Linked DNA regions of Homo sapiens: region 1 is linked to region 2. The links are chromatin contacts, found by Hi-C in ENCODE. All regions are on one chromosome and are shown on one strand. Each heading gives the region's core, a stretch centred on a gene start or an enhancer-like site at or near the end of the contact. The rest is flanking DNA. Distances are from core to core; before and after follow the strand shown.

Region 1 (3,935 bases), core at 1-2,500, 83 kb after region 2:
CTTTCTTTGTAATAACTCATTGTTGCTGGCTGTTTGGGTCCATACTTCCCTTATGAGCTGTAAGAACTCACCGTGAAAGTCTGCAGCTTCACTCCTGAAGCCATCAAGACCAATTGGGAGGAACGAACAACTCCAGACGCGCGGCATTAAGAGCTGTAACACTCACTGCGAAGATCTGTAGTTTCACTCCTGAAGCCAACAAGGCCACTAAACCCACCAGAAGGAAGAAAGTCCAGACACGCTGCCTTTTAAGAATTGTAACACTCACCGTGAGGGTCCTTGGCTTCATTCTCGAAGTCAGTGAGACTAAGAACCCACCAATTCCGGACATATTAGGATGCACAGTGGCCTGCCAGCACCTAAGAGGGGTCGTATGTGCAGTGAGTTTACTGAAGTTGTGTACTTGCTCATTTGAGGCATTTTTCCCTTACCAGGCGAGTGTTCCTAGAGGAGGGTCATAGATCAGTTAAAGTTGGCCATTTTGCCTCTGAGAGCTCATGCGTGGGCCCACTCGCCTAACTCCTGAGATCTTATGAGGAAGCTGCTGCTGATCACCAGCTTCAGGTGTTTTCTATCTATGGGGAGACTGCCTTTTCTTGGCACCAGCTGTGACCAGTTATTATCTTAGAGAGACAGTGTAGCAACTGCCTGACAATCACCTGATGGTCACTGGACATTGCTGGTCGGAGGGACCCCTCTCCAGCCCTGCTTGTATCTGCCTGACTACTTGCTCTAACATCCCTACACTGGCTGCCCAGGATGTCAGACTTTCTGGCTCTCCACCTGGGAGCCCAACTCATGTTTTTGTTTTCTTCCATCCGTGAAGCAAGTTTGACAAGCACTACAGCCCATCAGCTCCTGCTGGTGACTCCTGACGGCCATGAGCACCAGGACCCTGAGAAGCCGTGTTTGAAAGGTACCTGGTTTTCTTTGCTTAGCCGTACTTGACTTTTCTTTGAGAAGCACCTGTTTAACATTCCTGGCGATTAGGCTCCACATCAAGTTCTTCCTTATATTGAAATAAAAGCTGTTGTCTCGTAGCATTCTCCACCATGGAGGGTTCTTGTTTGCTGTATGTTGGGTCTCTTTCCTGGTAGAATTTAATCTCCACGAGAGCAGGGACTTTGCTTAATTTAGAACAGTGCTTTGCACACAGTGGACGATAAACATTGGTTTAGTGACGGTATCTAAGTGATCTGCGTGCTGGGAAAGGCAGCCGTTTGTCCCGTGCCTTTCCTCGTGCCATCCCTCTCACCAGGAATGCCCTCCCTGGCTCCTGCTCTCCCCATTCCATGCCTGCTGCTTCTCTCCAAACTCTGAACCAGTCTATGGAGTCTTACTGGCTACCCACCACCTGCCACCATCAGTCCCTGGCCCTGCTCCCTGTGGACACCTACTCTTACTTTATCAGATCCTGCTTGCTTGGCTTTCTTCTTTGGGTGATTTAAGGCGAGCAGGTCCAATTCAGGGAACAGCTTGAATGCTGAACTGTGACTGGCTGACTGTGTTGTTCTGTGATGAGTGCTGCAGACACAGATAGACAAGCACAGCCCCTACCCTTGTGGGTCCACTCAAGGTACTGCCTCAGTGGGATACGGGACCCAGCTTCTACTGGGTCCCAATTTTTAAATTGTCTAAAGTTTCACAAGCTGTTGCCAAACACAGCCGTTTGTCAAATCATAGTTGAACTGCAATGATAAACTCACTATAGACACAAGAGTTTGGCAAAAATTCACAAAAGCGTTCTGTGAGAATCCATTGGTCATACGGAACTTACAATAGAGTGTTGCTTATTTTATTATTAATAAATTGTACATGCCCTTGTATCAGCAACATTTATTTTATATGTACAATCATAGGCTAGAGCCAGGGTCACCGCCATTTGCTGCACCAGCACGCCTGCCTCCTTAGTGCTCTGTGGCCCCCAAGATGCCCTGTTAACTTTCCTGGTTCTCATGGGTCATGCAGATGTTCTCAACCCCTTTCCAACTCTTTCCCAGGAGGGCAAAAGGAGAACAAGTGGAACGGGCAGGTAAAATCCATATGAGCCTCACCTCGCAGGGCATTCTGAGACAACATCTGCTGCAGCTGGGCTGCTAGCTGGCCGGACACTCTTCAGTCACGCTCTGACAGATGGATCCAAATAAATCAGTTCACAGCAGGAAAGGGCTTGGAGAGTTCCAAGTTTGTTGAAACCAGATCTGGTCTGGAGGGACAGAGAGAAGCCATTTCAGAGAGAGCCAGGAGGGACAGGCCTCAGGCCAGATAGGTGCTCCTGCTCAGAAAGGAGCCCAAGAGGCAGTTTCCCGGTGGGACCTTCTACACTTTCCCCAGGAGCCCCTCTTAGCCTCCCCTTGACTGGACTTTTGAGACATTGATGGGCTACATGTGTGTAAGAGCGTGCAGCTGTCTAATTCTTGTGCACATTCCTAGACCTGTAGTGCCCAGGGTCAACATGGCAGTTAAGGGAGGTTTGGAGGGCAGCATGAGCCACTGGGTCAAGTGTGCATGAAATTGACAGGCCTGGGTGCAACTCACCTGCTACTGGCTGGAGAAGCTTGAGGCCCACTGTTGTCCTATCACCAGAGATGAGCTTGGAGAAGACCTTCTGTGTTTAAAGATGTTTCTGTGGATGTCGTGTGTTCCAAGCAGACATTCAGTTGTGCTCTAGCTTATTTCATAGTGCAAAGGATCATAGTTTTCCATCTCTGGAGTTTTCTTTCTGGGTCTGCCACAGTCCCCTGTTTCTGGATCAGAAAACGTGAGAGTAGGGTTGTCTATAACGCGCTTTGGTAACATGTCCCACTACCTCCAATCTGTGTTCTCATGCTGCAGTGGCAGTGTACAAAATCCTTTTGTCTAGTTCAAGTATCTCTAGCTGTGACTACAACACATTCCCTCTTATAACTAAAGAGCCTCTGAACCCAGGGGAGCTTCCTGCTGCTCATGCAAATTTTCTTTTTCAGATTCATGGGAAATACCTAACGCTTCTTTCTCCTGAACGTGGGGACTGCTGTGGATGTTGGCAAGGGAGAGACAGCAGGGGAGGGGTGGATCTGGCCTTGCAGGCAGGTCATTTAGGCTCATGAGGCATCTAAAATGGGGCAGTTGAGCCTTGGATTCAGAGTCTGGAGTCTCAAGAGATGGCAGAGCAGCCCTGGAGAACCAGGTTGGGAGTACTAATTCCAGGCCAGTGCCAGCTTGCTGTCTGTGCTCTTATTGATGTATGGAATCCAGGCCACTGCTCCCTCGCCAGGAGCCATGTGAAATAAACCTGTCTTATTACTCATGCCTAAGCCAGTTTGCTGGGTGCTGATCATTGCCAGAGAGAGGCCAGAAGCCAGCAGGCGAATGGTGTCCCTGACGGAGACTTACTTCCCCGGCTGTCATTGGAGTTGGCTCAGAGGACAGGGTCTCATATCACTGTGCCCTCCCACGATCCCCTTGGCAGTTTCTCCTTTGAGAATTGACCAGGCCAAGCTCAGCCACGCTGACATCACAGAGCCTGGTGGTGCCTGGGGTACTCATGATGGCAATGTCCAAAAATAAACGCTATTGACCGATAATGGTTTGAAATGCAATTTGTCAGGGTGGAAGTGGGCAGGTCTGATGACAGCAGGTGTTGCTAATGGCAGTGAGGGGCAAGATAGATGGGCAAAGGCCATCTGAGGACTTTCCTTCCCTTGCCCAGCACCCTCTACCTGGCGGCTCAGTCTTTTTCTCATTTCTTCCCATAAGGAACAATAATACCATTGCCAGATGGGCATGTCTTCCTATATGGTTTTCAAATTATGTTTCCTTGGAGAGCTGTGCTGAGGATCACCTGAGAGCTTGGGAGAGGGGACTAAGTGGGACTGTAATTGTCATTTTATGCGCTAGGAAGGTGAGACACAGAAGTTCAGTGAGGTGCCCAATTTGTAAGAGGCAGAGCTCGT
Region 2 (3,786 bases), core at 2-2,501:
GACTCCCAGCCAGGAGGCTGGGGCAGTGAACCCCACCGCTAGGGTCTGGTGAGGCTGAAAATTCTTCAAGCCAGGCCATCTTACAGGCCTTTCTACAGCTGTGTCCCGACCCTCTATGCCTCTGCAATTTCATATCCTAATCCTTTTGGGTCAGGCTCCCTCCACCTTCATCTTTCTTTTGTGTCTTTCATAAATTGGTCCTGTAGCAGCTGCTCCTGCCCCTGCCCAGCCCCCAGTCGTGGGTGCCCTGGAGAGTGGGTATACATCGTATCCTGGCTCTCTATGTTCACACCTCTCATGATATTTGCAGATGGTTAACATGTTCTTTCCTTTAGTTTCCCGCTCCCCGCCACTTTGGCCAGGGTCGGGGTTGTGGCGGGGGGGGGGGGTGGGGGCGCGGGCGGGCAGGAAGGGAGAGGCAGATTTAGCTCATGCTGGAGCCCAGCCCTGGCACAGCCTGTGACCCGCTGCTCTCAGGGCAGCATGCCAGTGCGCCCTTTTACTGTCCTGGCCTGTCCGCTTTCTGATGGCAGCCGTGGCAGGAGTGGGGGTGGAGCTCATGGGGTTGGCTGGGTTTGTTCAACAGCTGCCTCAGAAAGGAAAAGGCGAGGGTGAGACTAGAGGGTTTGGGGAAAACAACACAAAGCAAGGCGTAGAGGTTTGGAGATTAGAGTTCAAGTCCATGCATGGTCACCAACCAGCTGTGAGAACTCAGTTTCTTCATAATTTAAAATGGGAATGATGAAAATTCACGCTTCTTGGAGTGGATGTCAGAATCATGGACATCAGGGCAGGGGGAAGATGCTTGTCAAATTGTTTTCTTAGGGTCTGGCTCATAGTTTGTATTGGCAAAAATGAAAGAAGAAAGGAAGGAAGGAGAGAAGGAAGGAAGTAGAGAAGGAAAGGAGAGAAGGAAGGAAGGAGAGAAGGAAGGAAGGAAGGAGAGAAGGAAGGAAGGAGAGAAGGAAGGAAGGAGAGAAGGAAGGAAGGAGAGAAGGAAGGAAGGAGAGAAGGAAGGAAGGAAGGGAGGGAGGAAGGAAGGGAGGAAAGGAGGGAGGGCAGAACTTTCTGGGGCTCCTGTCTTTTCAAGCACTGAAATCTGAAGCAAACTAGACTTAGAGGCTGCTGAGTCTGCAGGTTCTGGCCCCAGGATTCGCTGGGTCTTTGCACTTGGTCACTCAGTGATGAGCTCTTTTGTCTATTTTCTTCCCATTGATCAGAGTCTCCGAGAGCAGAGGGAGCACATCCCCTGACACCTCGCACATGACAGTTGCTTCATCAGTGCTGGTTGTGCTCCTGAGAACTCAGCATGGAGAGAGGCCTAGTCCCCGCTCCCCTGCTCCCAATTGCTCTGTGACTCATTCTCACGGCTCGCCCTTCAGGTTCTCGTTCTTGAATTTCTCCTGCTCCCTCCCACTCCCAGTCCTTTGCCATGTCTCCCCTGTGCCTGGAACACTTTTTGATGCAGGTCACCTCCAGGACTCTGCCACTTTCAAGTTGAGTGTTCCAGGTAGGTCACTGAACCCCTCTGAGTTTCAGTGTCTTTATCTGTAAAGATAAAAACTAGACATAACCTTTGGCTGACTGGGAGAGTTGGGATTGGATAAGGCAAGTACTGAGTCCAAGGCCTGGCTCTGAGTCCCTGCCCCAGGGACAGCAGCTCCTGTGATTTTGGTTCATCATGGTAGGTCCCTCCTTCTCTCTCTCTTCTTGGGAACTGCCACCATCCTTTCTGTTCTTTAACCTGCTTCTCCGCCAATAAAGGCAGAGTGGAACACTCTCTTCCTGGCTCCTATTTCCTCGCTGCCTCCAAAGACAAGCCTGTCACCTCCCCACCCCGCCTGCCCACATCTTTGTTTTACTAAATGAAGGAATAATTATAAAAATTTTAGAACTTCATCAGGTCCTACAAGCATACACCTGAATGATAACTTCCCTGTTGGGATAATAGCTAGAAACTCTGTTGGGTGTTTGCCTCTTGCTCGAATTCCTTATTTTATTTTATTTTGAGCAAAAACACACATTTATTTACTAACCAAAGGCTGATCCTAATCTAAGCCAACACTTTAAAATAGCTGCATGTAAAATATTTGTGATGAAGATAATTAAACACAGTAATGAAAAAAATAAAAACAAAAACAAGCAGGATGGAGATATGTTCATTGAACTGAAATTGTTCCTTCTCTCAGCTAATTGCTCTCCAAAGCAGTAAGGAAATTTTTATTCTGCTTTTTTTATTTTCACAGATCTGAGTACAGGTGACATTGTTCATAATGCATTCCATCCCTGCTTTTTTGTCTCCCACTTTTCTTCTTCTTGCGTTTTTCTTTCCTCATCCCATTCCCAGTGTTGAACCAATGCACGCTTTGTAAAGTTGCAGACAAATAGTCTGAGTTTTTTCTGCCATCACCTGTAGTTCTTTCATACTTCTCTCCAAGTTTAGAAGAAAACCGTGTTGTTTTCAGAGTGCTCTTGGTTTTTATAGTGAAGCTTTTGCCATCAGAGATGGCACCATCTGGTTTAGTCATTGCACCAATTTTGCAGGGCCATTCTCATCCCTGTTTCTTTGAGGTATTTCCTCTCTGCTGGGCGCCATCTTCCTAGCAGCTGCTGAGTGGTGACTATGGTTGGCAGATGGCCTTGCAAGGTGGTCAGAGTCGAGGAGGTATACTCTCCTGTTTGAATTCTTTTTTTTTTTTTTGAGACAGAGTCTCGTTCTGTCACCAGGCTGGAGTGCATTGGCGCCATCTCGGCTCACTGCAACCTCCGCCTCCGAGGTTCAAGTGATTCTCCTGCATCAGCCTCCCGAGTAGCTGGGACTACAGGCATGTGCCACCTTACCCAGCTAATTTTTGTATTTTTAGTAGAGACGGGGTTTCACCATGTTGGCCAGGATGGTCTTGATTTCTTGACCTTGCGATCCGCCTGCCTTGGCCTCCCAAAGTGCTGGGATTACAGGCGTGAGCCACCGCACCCTGCCCTGTTAAATGCTTAATAGTGGAGTTCACAAACCACAGCCTCCTTATTTCTGACTTATTTCTACTTTGGCCTCCTGGATGGCTCTCCTCTTCCCAGAAGTAGACCAGGAGATGCAATTAAGGAAGAAAGATAAGTGGTTAATGCTTGTTCTCTGGAGGTCGGCCTTACCAGTGATGAGCTTTGACCTTGGGAGTGGAGAAGCGAGAAAAGATTTTCTTAGCAGTGGTTCTCAAATGTTAGTGTGCAGAAAATCACTGGAGTGCTTTCTAAAAAATGTCATTTCTAGAAAAGCTCCCCCTACCCCAGTTGATTCTGATTCAATAGGTCTGGAAAGGGGCTAAGAAATTTGCACCTTAGCTCCTTAGGTGAACCAAGGCAGGTGGTCTAGGGTACCCCAACCACAATTGTGAACACTTGAAAATGTGTCTTCTGCTTGTCCCATAATAAGTGAGTCACTACTGGGTCGTCTGCCTTGTTACAAGCCAACCTGAGTCAATCTGTTTGAGCACAATTGTTGGGTACTTTTTAGTGGTTAATGATAGAGCCAAGGAAGCTTGAGTTGGGTGAGGTTAGCTGTTCCTTCTCATCCCTGCCAGCATCTTCTAATGAAAATAAGTCTCAGACCAGATTCATACCTACGATGATTAAATAAGCATTCATGATCAAACAGGCACCTGCTTTGATAGCTTAAATAAGTCCCTGATCTCTGTCCTTGTAGATCCTCTTACCTTCCACCAGTTTATTCAAGGCAGAAACAACACAATTCCAAAGGCAGGAGCTGGTTACCCTGATTATTGGCATTAGGCA

What was found. A loop is a pair of places that touch in the nucleus more often than their neighbours do. Pooled maps may share reads with other maps.
Region 1: a map of gastrocnemius medialis shows a loop between it and region 2 (5-fold over the local background). The contact joins two enhancer-like sites. A Hi-C loop is called at or near these places in 8 of 168 maps with a recorded cell type or tissue (K562, aorta, gastrocnemius medialis and 1 more) and 4 of 50 pooled maps.

The regions. Positions count from the first base shown.
Region 1 is chr2:216,886,086-216,890,020 of GRCh38, forward strand. No RefSeq gene overlaps it. Among named protein-coding and RNA genes, the nearest start is that of TESHL, 17 kb to the left of the region's middle. RefSeq lists an enhancer at 2,653-3,180. Within about 2 kb of position 1,251, at least 3 of the 41 ENCODE cell types and tissues checked have a DNase peak (open chromatin) inside an H3K27ac peak, as active enhancers do; they include gastrocnemius medialis and psoas muscle, where a contact is called at or near this core.
Region 2 is chr2:216,803,505-216,807,290 of GRCh38, forward strand. The region is part of intron 5 of IGFBP-AS1 (IGFBP5 antisense RNA 1); the gene reads left to right. It also overlaps the pseudogene FABP5P14. Among named protein-coding and RNA genes, the nearest start is that of TNP1, 55 kb to the right of the region's middle. Within about 2 kb of position 1,252, at least 6 of the 41 ENCODE cell types and tissues checked have a DNase peak (open chromatin) inside an H3K27ac peak, as active enhancers do; they include gastrocnemius medialis and psoas muscle, where a contact is called at or near this core.